Linked DNA regions of Mus musculus: region 1 is linked to region 2. A link is a contact called in ENCODE Hi-C or POLR2A ChIA-PET data. All regions are on one chromosome and are shown on one strand. Each heading gives the region's core, a stretch centred on a gene start or an enhancer-like site at or near the end of the contact. The rest is flanking DNA. Distances are from core to core; before and after follow the strand shown.

The links. A loop is a pair of places that touch in the nucleus more often than their neighbours do. ChIA-PET counts read pairs that join two places held with the same protein, here RNA polymerase II (POLR2A).
Region 1: a loop to region 2 is called in a map of v-Abl transformed pro-B cells, with 2.3 times the contacts of the local background. The contact joins the promoter of Helq here to the promoter of Hpse in region 2. A Hi-C loop is called at or near these places in 2 of 37 maps with a recorded cell type or tissue (both v-Abl transformed pro-B cells). POLR2A ChIA-PET finds 5 or more read pairs at or near these places in 1 of 5 experiments (Patski).

The regions. Positions count from the first base shown.
Region 1 is chr5:100,796,582-100,800,756 of GRCm38, reverse strand. Helq (helicase, POLQ-like) reads left to right here and starts at 2,157. Exons shown (of 18, transcript NM_001081107.1): 1 at 2,157-2,463; 2 at 3,695-4,175. The coding sequence starts at 2,284. Mrps18c (mitochondrial ribosomal protein S18C) reads right to left here and starts at 1,998. Exons shown (of 6, transcript NM_026826.1): 1 at 1,897-1,998; 2 at 1,144-1,205. The coding sequence starts at 1,987.
Region 2 is chr5:100,718,041-100,722,369 of GRCm38, reverse strand. Hpse (heparanase) reads left to right here and starts at 2,654. Exons shown (of 12, transcript NM_152803.5): 1 at 2,654-2,978. The coding sequence starts at 2,776.

The sequences.
Region 1 (4,175 bases), core at 908-3,407, 79 kb before region 2:
CTATGTAGCTCCGCTGTCCTACAACTCTCCATGTAGCACATGGTGATCTCAAACTCCCCATCCTTCTACGCCGGCCTCCCAAATGCTTTAATTACATGTTGTACCAACGCATTCTGGCACAGGGTCTTAATTTAGAAATGGCTTTGATATCTATAGTTTTCCTTAATTGTGATAAAGGAGTATGACTGGGTGACCGAATTTTTCTGTGGGAAAGAAACAGAATTTTCATTAGTCACATGACCTAAAAAAGGAAATGTAAATTTCCTTTATTTTAAAGTATGATGCATGAATTAGATGACTAAGGTGGAGTCGCATGTGTTTAGACAACTGCTTTGGTATCTAACATAATCTTTTAAGATTTTGGGTTTTTACACTTGATTTTAGCCAAAAGACACAACAGTGATTGGTTTTGTTGTAGTCCAGGATGTATCCAACTCACAAGCTCCTCTTGCCTCAGAGCTTCCTAAGTGCTGTCACAGTACGTGTATACCACCATATCTAGCTTGCCTTGAATATAAGCTGTATTCCTTCTCAGCTCCAGCTAAATTCTCGTGTGCTGTGATTAGGCTCCCACATCCCTGTTCACACTTGAAACCCATAAAAATACACCTATAGTTAAGAAGCAACTAGTTGAATGTCTTACTGTAAAACTTGAATTTGGATCTTTTATCAAGGTAGCCTGTCAGGTTTCTATTACCTACAATTATCCTACCCACCGAAGCTATATTTAGATATTCTCAAATCATGTATCCTTATATTTAATATCTATGAAGAAGAATACATTACAGACTGAATCTAGGAATTCTCTACAAAACACAAGTGACTATAGTCAATAAAAGATAACCATTATTTTGTCCTATAATTGAATTCCAAATATTAAAAATTAGGCTGAATTTGGAAATGAATTAGTAATATGGGGGGAGGGGGACCTGGGGCTGGATAGGTGTCAGTGGTTAAAAGTACTCCCTAATGTTACTAAGTACAGGGTTTGAATCCCAGCACCCACACCCAGTGGCTCACGACCACCTCGTTCCAGCTCCAGGAGAATCCAATGCCCTCTTCTGGCTTCCACAACTCCCCTCCCCCACATACATACAAATAATAAAATAATGTCTTCTTTAAAAAAAGAAAACGAAATCTTACCAGGTCCTCATTGCTGGTTACCTGTTCAAACTGTGAAAAACATCGTCTCCAAATCACAGAAACTAAAGAGAAAATGGCGACAACACAATTGTTTTCATTCGCTGCATATCTAACCAAGATTTACGTTTTTAAAGATGCTAGATAATCAAAGGGCACAATATCAAACATTCTTTTCAATGATTAGTTAGCAACCTGTTAGATTTGGGACATAATAGGACTCAAAATGAGCGGTTCCAAAGGCTTTGGATAAAGGACATATATACTTCCTCTCCTATAAATTCTTTCTCATTTCTACAGTTACGGATTGAAATTCAAATATGTACAGAAACAACAGAATGGTACTGTCATTCCAAAGGAGAAATAAAAAGATTCAAGACATTGACAAAGAAGCATAAAACAAACAAACAAAAAAAGAGTTGACTACACCTTGGAGACAGGAGCCTAGATAGCATAACTGTTTCCTGAGAGGCTTCGTCCAAGCAGCGGATGGAAACAGATGCAAGAGAACCACAGCCAACAAGTGTCCAGAAAGTCTTATTGAGGAGTCGGGGCGATAGGTTTTTGTAAAGTGAATAAGTAACGGGGTAAAGTGGTTGACTACACCTCAAAGTCCTCTTCAGCTCTAGGAAACTAGTCTACGATGACTCGAGCCTCCCACTTATCTCAAACCTAGTTCTATTGAAATAGTCATTTTGCTAACGGCGAGGACCCCACCGACAATCAGCGGCTATAATGCTATGCCGGACGTTTTACCTGCTTGAGTTCCGCGATCCGTGAAGCAGCCAGCCGCGGTTGTCAAATTCTTCCTCCCTATACCACTGCACAGAGCAACCAGAGCGGCCATGGTTCTCCGCCCTTCCTCTTCCTTTCTATTTCCCTAAGCGCCCCGACAGGTCCTTTCTGGTGCTCTTCCCCTGTCTGCCCGGGATTCGACGCAAAGGTTCCGGCGCGAACGCGGCCCGGGTTTCAATGCACTGCACCTTTATCTTCCCGCGCTTCCCGGGCCGGAAGTCACGTGACCCGGGGCTGCGCTGCTGAGGGATGGAAAGCTGATGCTGGGTCACCTGCTGTCTCCAGAACGGCGCCACCGGCTCCGGGCTGCACCCAGGGCGGCTGTCGCAGGGACTCTGGGCCGTTGTCATGGAGGACGGCTGTCCCCGCATCCGCCGGCGGGTGTCTGTCCGCAAAAGGAACCGCGGCAACCTGGAGAACCTCCGTGCCTCCCCGACCCCGGCCGAGCTCCAGCCTGCCGAGGACACGGAGGACGAAGCTGCAGCCGGGAGCCGCCGCCGGAAAACCGGGAGCCCGGAGCACGCCCAGGTACAGCCCTGCTGAGTCCCCGCATCCCCGTTGACTCGCCCGGTCCTGTCATCCCAGGGGCTGCGGTGGCAACCGCGTGTCCCGCCCCGGGCACGGCTGCGCGGGAGGTGAAACCGCCTTCTTCCCAGGTGCACATCATGAGTAGCCTTAGCTCGCTCTCTCACCTTTGTTATCCTTTTATCTCCATCACTTGGGAGACACTGCTTAAACCCCCGACTTCTAGGTAGATGTCAAACCTACATGCTCCTTCCATCCCCTGTCATAAAAAGTATTCACGGGGCAATTAACTGGCTTGACAGAGAGAAAGCTAGCCTTCCAAATGGCTCGGCTCTACTTTACTGATAAAACATTTTTATTGATGACCCATTAATTGCTAGTTACGTTATTAAACTAGCCATATTATGTAGACTTTTACAACGGTAAGTGAGTCCAGGGAAGTTGAGAGACTAAAGTTGTGACTCAATAAATAATTATCACCTCCCAGTTTACATCTCTGTTCTGTAAGCCACCATACATGAGTGTGCACATGACTGTCTCAATTCCAAGTTCAGAACAGAATTTCATTGTAGTGTCTAGTGGAACATTGTAGTGTCTAATGGCACAATCATGATTTTGTAGCAGACCAGCTTCTACGTTAGTGCCTGGGCCGGAATTACCACAGTTATCAGAAGCATCTATTGAATCTTGGAGAGAGTTACTGTTCTTTCATTCTTAAGTGCTTTAGCATAGGTTTAAGAATTAAAATGCCAAAGACTGGGCGGTTAGGTTCAGCAGCGGAGCCTGGGGCAGGCCCTGGGCTCACATGGCAGCACCAGAATAAATAATTTAGAATTCCAGTATCACCCCTTGGGGGATGTATCTGAGTTGACAGAATGTTTGCTTAGAATGCCCAACACCCTGGGTTTGATCCCAACACCTCCTAAAACCAGGCATGGTGAGGCATTCAGGAAACAGGCAGGAGGATCAGGAGTGTGTAGCCTCAGTAAGGTGAGATCCTGTTCTGACTTTTAAAAAAATGTTTCTTAGCATCCTGATATCCCATAATAAGCCAGCAGTACTGTTTAGGCAAGTCAGAGCAACTCTCTGGACTTGTTTCTTTTGTTTGGTGATGATAATATGTATTCAGAGGATAATTTGCATATAGTGATATCATTGGGATAGTCCTTTGCTGGGACATTTGTTTTTTTAAAATGAGGATGGAATTCATGTATGTATCTTTGTTTCCTTACAGGAAAATGACAGCGAAGAGGACATGTTTGGTGACTATGACAGCTTTACAGAAAGTTCCTTCTTAGCTCACGTTGATGACCTGGAACAGAGATATATGCAACTGCCTGAATGTGGGGACCGTGATGCAGACTCTGGCACCAAAGACCTTTGTTCAGCAGGCCTCAAAAACAACCTCAGAGTTACTACTGTAATCAACCTCACTGACCCGGAAACTAGTGAGCACGGCCAGAAGCAGAGTCACCTAGATGTCCCTGCTGAACCAGAACCTGGAAGCGATCTTTCGTTTGATGTGCCTTCTTCTCAAATTTTATACTTTGAAAATCCGCAGAACTCACCAGAAGCTTTGGGCGATCCGTGCACTAAGAAGACAAATGGGGACCCACAGAAGTCATCACATGAAGAGTTGGTCTCCAGCCACACAGAGCAACCCGAGCCAAATAATGACTTCTCTAACGTCAGAGCTGCTTCAGAGTCAAGCAGGA
Region 2 (4,329 bases), core at 1,405-3,904:
GGACCCTGAACATTCAGTTTATCACTCACGTCTACCCAAAGCTAGCTGACCATGAGCCAAAAGTGCAGAACTTTTAGTAGAGAGCCAGACTAAATACACTATCAGGTGAGACTGCTCTCTCCCAGGCCCTGCACTCCCACCTGCCCGGCACATTTGATGGGCAGGCTTCAGTAATCTCAGCACAGGGAGGAAAATCACTACAAGTTCAAGGTTGGCTGAGCAAACCCTGATTCTGCAAAGTCAAAAAGAATCAATAAGATGATAGTGTTGAATTCTTTCACCTGAAGACATATTTCAGGTTGTGAATGGAGCCGGGCGTGTCTCCTATACTGAAGTCAGTTAACTAAAAAGATAAGAGAACTTTGAGCTATGCCTGAGTACCTCCATCTGTCAGATGATCTTAAAGCTCTTCAAAGTTAAAAGCCTTGTCTAAGGCCGAGCAAAGCAGAACACAGCAAGCCCTGAGCCCCAGCACTCAGGATGCAGGGGCAGGCAGATCTGTGAGTCCCAGGCCACCCTTGTCATGAGCTTCAGGCCAACCAGGGTAGCACAGTGACACTGTCTCAAAAGCAAAAATAATTGTCAGGTGGTGGCACATGCATGGCCTGGGCTTACAGAGTGAGTTCCAGGACAGTCAGGGTTACACAGAGAAACCTTGTCTTGAAAAACCAACCAGCTAGACAATCAAACAAACAAACAAAAATGAGTAACAACTGCTTCGAGACTTCAAACTACTAGTGCAAGCCAGGGACTTTATCAAAATCCAGGTGACATGTACCTTGCTACAAATATTCCACACGTCCTATTATAAAGTATCTGAGGTGACAATTTCTCTGAATGTGACCACATCTCTCTCCCTGCTGTGTGCCTATATCGTCTTTTCTGGCATAATAGGACAAAGCAACTGAGAGTCTGGAGCCAGACCTGAGATCTAGTCAGGAAATCATCATGAGCCAATCCTGCCTCTGCTTCCTGTTAGCAACTCGCCTGGAGACCCTACGTGCTCACATCTCAGGAGGTCAGAAATGGGGGGACATGGAGAGCTTGCAGTGAGCTCCTTTCCAAAACACCCAAATACTCCAAAGGAATTGCTATAGCTTCACGCCATGACACTGGGAGGGAGGTGACAGGTGAAATCATGTCACAACACAGATGGGAAAAGGCCCCATCATCTGAGTCCCCCTTCCATAAGATTATACACCCTGGACAGTTGTCTGTTACCATGACAATTTTCTTTTTACATCCTATGGCTATAGCATATCAACTCAATGCAGGTCAAAGCATTAACTAGGCAGGTAATTTTTAAATCACCCAGACAGACAGATGGGTGCAGATTAGATATACATTTCATTAAAAATTCGTTATTATTTATTGCTTTGCTGTTGGTGCAATCTAAACGGAAAAATGTAAGTGTCATTGGCTTACTCAGTAAATATGAATGGATTACCTACTAAAGACCAAGCACAGTACCACGTATGAGCATGCCATGGGTATCCCACAGGCCCCATCTCTGCCATGGGTATCCCACAGGCCCCATCTCTGCTTCGGAGGACTTTTTAAGCCCAGAGATAAGGTGAGCAAGCAATGAGCAACATCACAAGTGTAGACAGTTCTAACATGGAGGATACTGGGAGGATGCTTGCTGTGTGTGCTATGTGAAATGTGTGGTGAGACCTCACACTGGGGAGCCTCAGCTGCCTGGAAGCTCAGGAAAGCTTCCTCAAGGGGACTGCAAAGCAGCAGAGACAGGCTGCCATCTGCTTGGCCTTGTACACCTGAGTTCAGCTAGCGCTGATGCTTGGGCAGATTGGTGTGTGTGAGTGTGTGTGTGTGTGTGTGTGTGTGTGTGTGTAGCATGGTTCAAGCTTCTTTCATGGTAACACACACACACACACACACACACACACACACACAAGCTTCAGCACTTGTTTGCTATCATTATATACCAGTGTAAAATGTCAAGGGAAAACAAAAGTTGCAGCAACCGCAAAAGATGGGTTTGGGGGAGGGGTTGCTCAGGATTCCAAGGGTAGTTGCTTGGGGGCTTCTTGCTGGGTTTTAGCGGTTGGCCAAGCCTCAGAGCAACTCTTAGGCAGGCTCTCCCAAATACTGTTTTCATAATACTGCTTTAAAAACAGGGTCCCCACCACCATCACCACCACCCCCGTGCAAGGACCGATTTCTAGTTGCATTTTAGCCAATGCTCGGATCAGGTTTTTCAAGCGACAAAGAGATACCTGAGATCCTGGGCAGAGGACATCCTAGCTCGGTCAGATTTGGGCAGGCTCAAGTGACCAGTGTCTTAAGGCAGAAGGGAGTCGGGGTAGGGTCTGGCTGAACCCTCAACCGGGGCTTTTAACTCAGGGTCTAGTCCTGGCGCCAAATGGATGGGACCTAGAAAAGGTGACAGAGTGCGCAGGACACCAGGAAGCTGGTCCCACCCCTGCGCGGCTCCCGGGCGCTCCCTCCCCAGGCCTCCGAGGATCTTGGATTCTGGCCACCTCCGCACCCTTTGGATGGGTGTGGATGATTTCAAAAGTGGACGTGACCGCGGCGGAGGGGAAAGCCAGCACGGAAATGAAAGAGAGCGAGGAGGGGAGGGCGGGGAGGGGAGGGCGCTAGGGAGGGACTCCCGGGAGGGGTGGGAGGGATGGAGCGCTGTGGGAGGGTACTGAGTCCTGGCGCCAGAGGCGAAGCAGGACCGGTTGCAGGGGGCTTGAGCCAGCGCGCCGGCTGCCCCAGCTCTCCCGGCAGCGGGCGGTCCAGCCAGGTGGGATGCTGAGGCTGCTGCTGCTGTGGCTCTGGGGGCCGCTCGGTGCCCTGGCCCAGGGCGCCCCCGCGGGGACCGCGCCGACCGACGACGTGGTAGACTTGGAGTTTTACACCAAGCGGCCGCTCCGAAGCGTGAGTCCCTCGTTCCTGTCCATCACCATCGACGCCAGCCTGGCCACCGACCCGCGCTTCCTCACCTTCCTGGGGTAAGTGCAGCCCCTAGGTTCTGTCCCTTCGTCTGTCCTCGGCTCCCCCTCGCCTGTCCAATCACACTCGCGAGGGCCAGCCACTCTCTTCGCTCAAACAACTTTGTGTTTGCTCTCTGGAGCCTCCCTCCTGTGTGCACTCACCCCTCAAAAGACTTTTCCTGATTCATTTACTCAGCGCTTGTTGCCTGGGCACCAGCCAGGTCCAGGTATGAAGTGGAAATTTGGAGGAAAACAAAAACAAAACAAACGAAGCTGTCATAAACCTTAGCACTTTGTCTGGAGCCTTTGAATTTTGCTTCAGTGTAAGACCAGTAAGCTGGTGTCCCTTAAACTCTGTTAGGAAGTTTTGATTTAAAAGAGGAAGAAAGAAAAGATAGGAAAAGCCTCTATGGAGAAGAACCATTATTCATCTTGCTGCCTTTTAAGCATTTAAACATTACTGGGCTGGGTGTGATACAGTTAATGGACTGTGTACCTCGCATGCAAGAAGACCTGCATCCATCCCCAGAGCTGTGTAATCCCTGGCATGGGCACACACTTGCAGACTGGCACTTGGGAAGTAGGTGTAGGAGGATCAGGAGTTAACGGCGATCTTTAGCAACGTAGCAAGTTTGAGGGTAGACTGGACTGAATAGGAGTGGAGGGAGGAGAGAGAGAGATGGAGAAAGGAGCCGGAGACTGACTGACTGACTGACTGGGAAAATGATAGAGGTCAGTGGGACAGACAGGAGAGAATATGACCAAAAATACACTTTATACACATTTGAAGATGTCGTGACGAAACCCCATTATTATGTATAATTAATATATGCTAATAAAAACACCATAGAGGCACGATTCTCCAAGATGAGGGTGCAGAGCGGAGGCTGCCTCATCAACTGCAGGAACCACATCTCTGGCCCCTGTTCCGTGAGTGCAGACTGTCCCCAAGATGAAAGGCTCAGGCACAGTCATAGGCCTTCTAAACTTGGGAGCCTCCAGAGATGACCACGTCCTTTGTTGTTTTTGACATTGTGTAACCACTATTGAAGGCTGACCTTGAACTTTTGATCTCCCTGCCTCTTGAGGGCCACCACACTCAGCTGACTACATCTTCACCAGCCCATTCTGTCACCATTGTCAAAGGCCTAGACTTCGATCGCATGTCCAAGCCCACACTATCTGGCATCACTGCAGATCTCACACAGATTCATCCCCATGGCTAAGGGTCTGGTAGTCCAACTACCCTGTTTTCTCCAATCTGACTCATTGGATTTCTGTAATGGCTTGAGAGAGTTGGTGCTTCTTACAAAGCTTGAAGGTTAAGCTAATTGTTTCGTCTTGCCTAGCATACACAAAATCCTGGGTT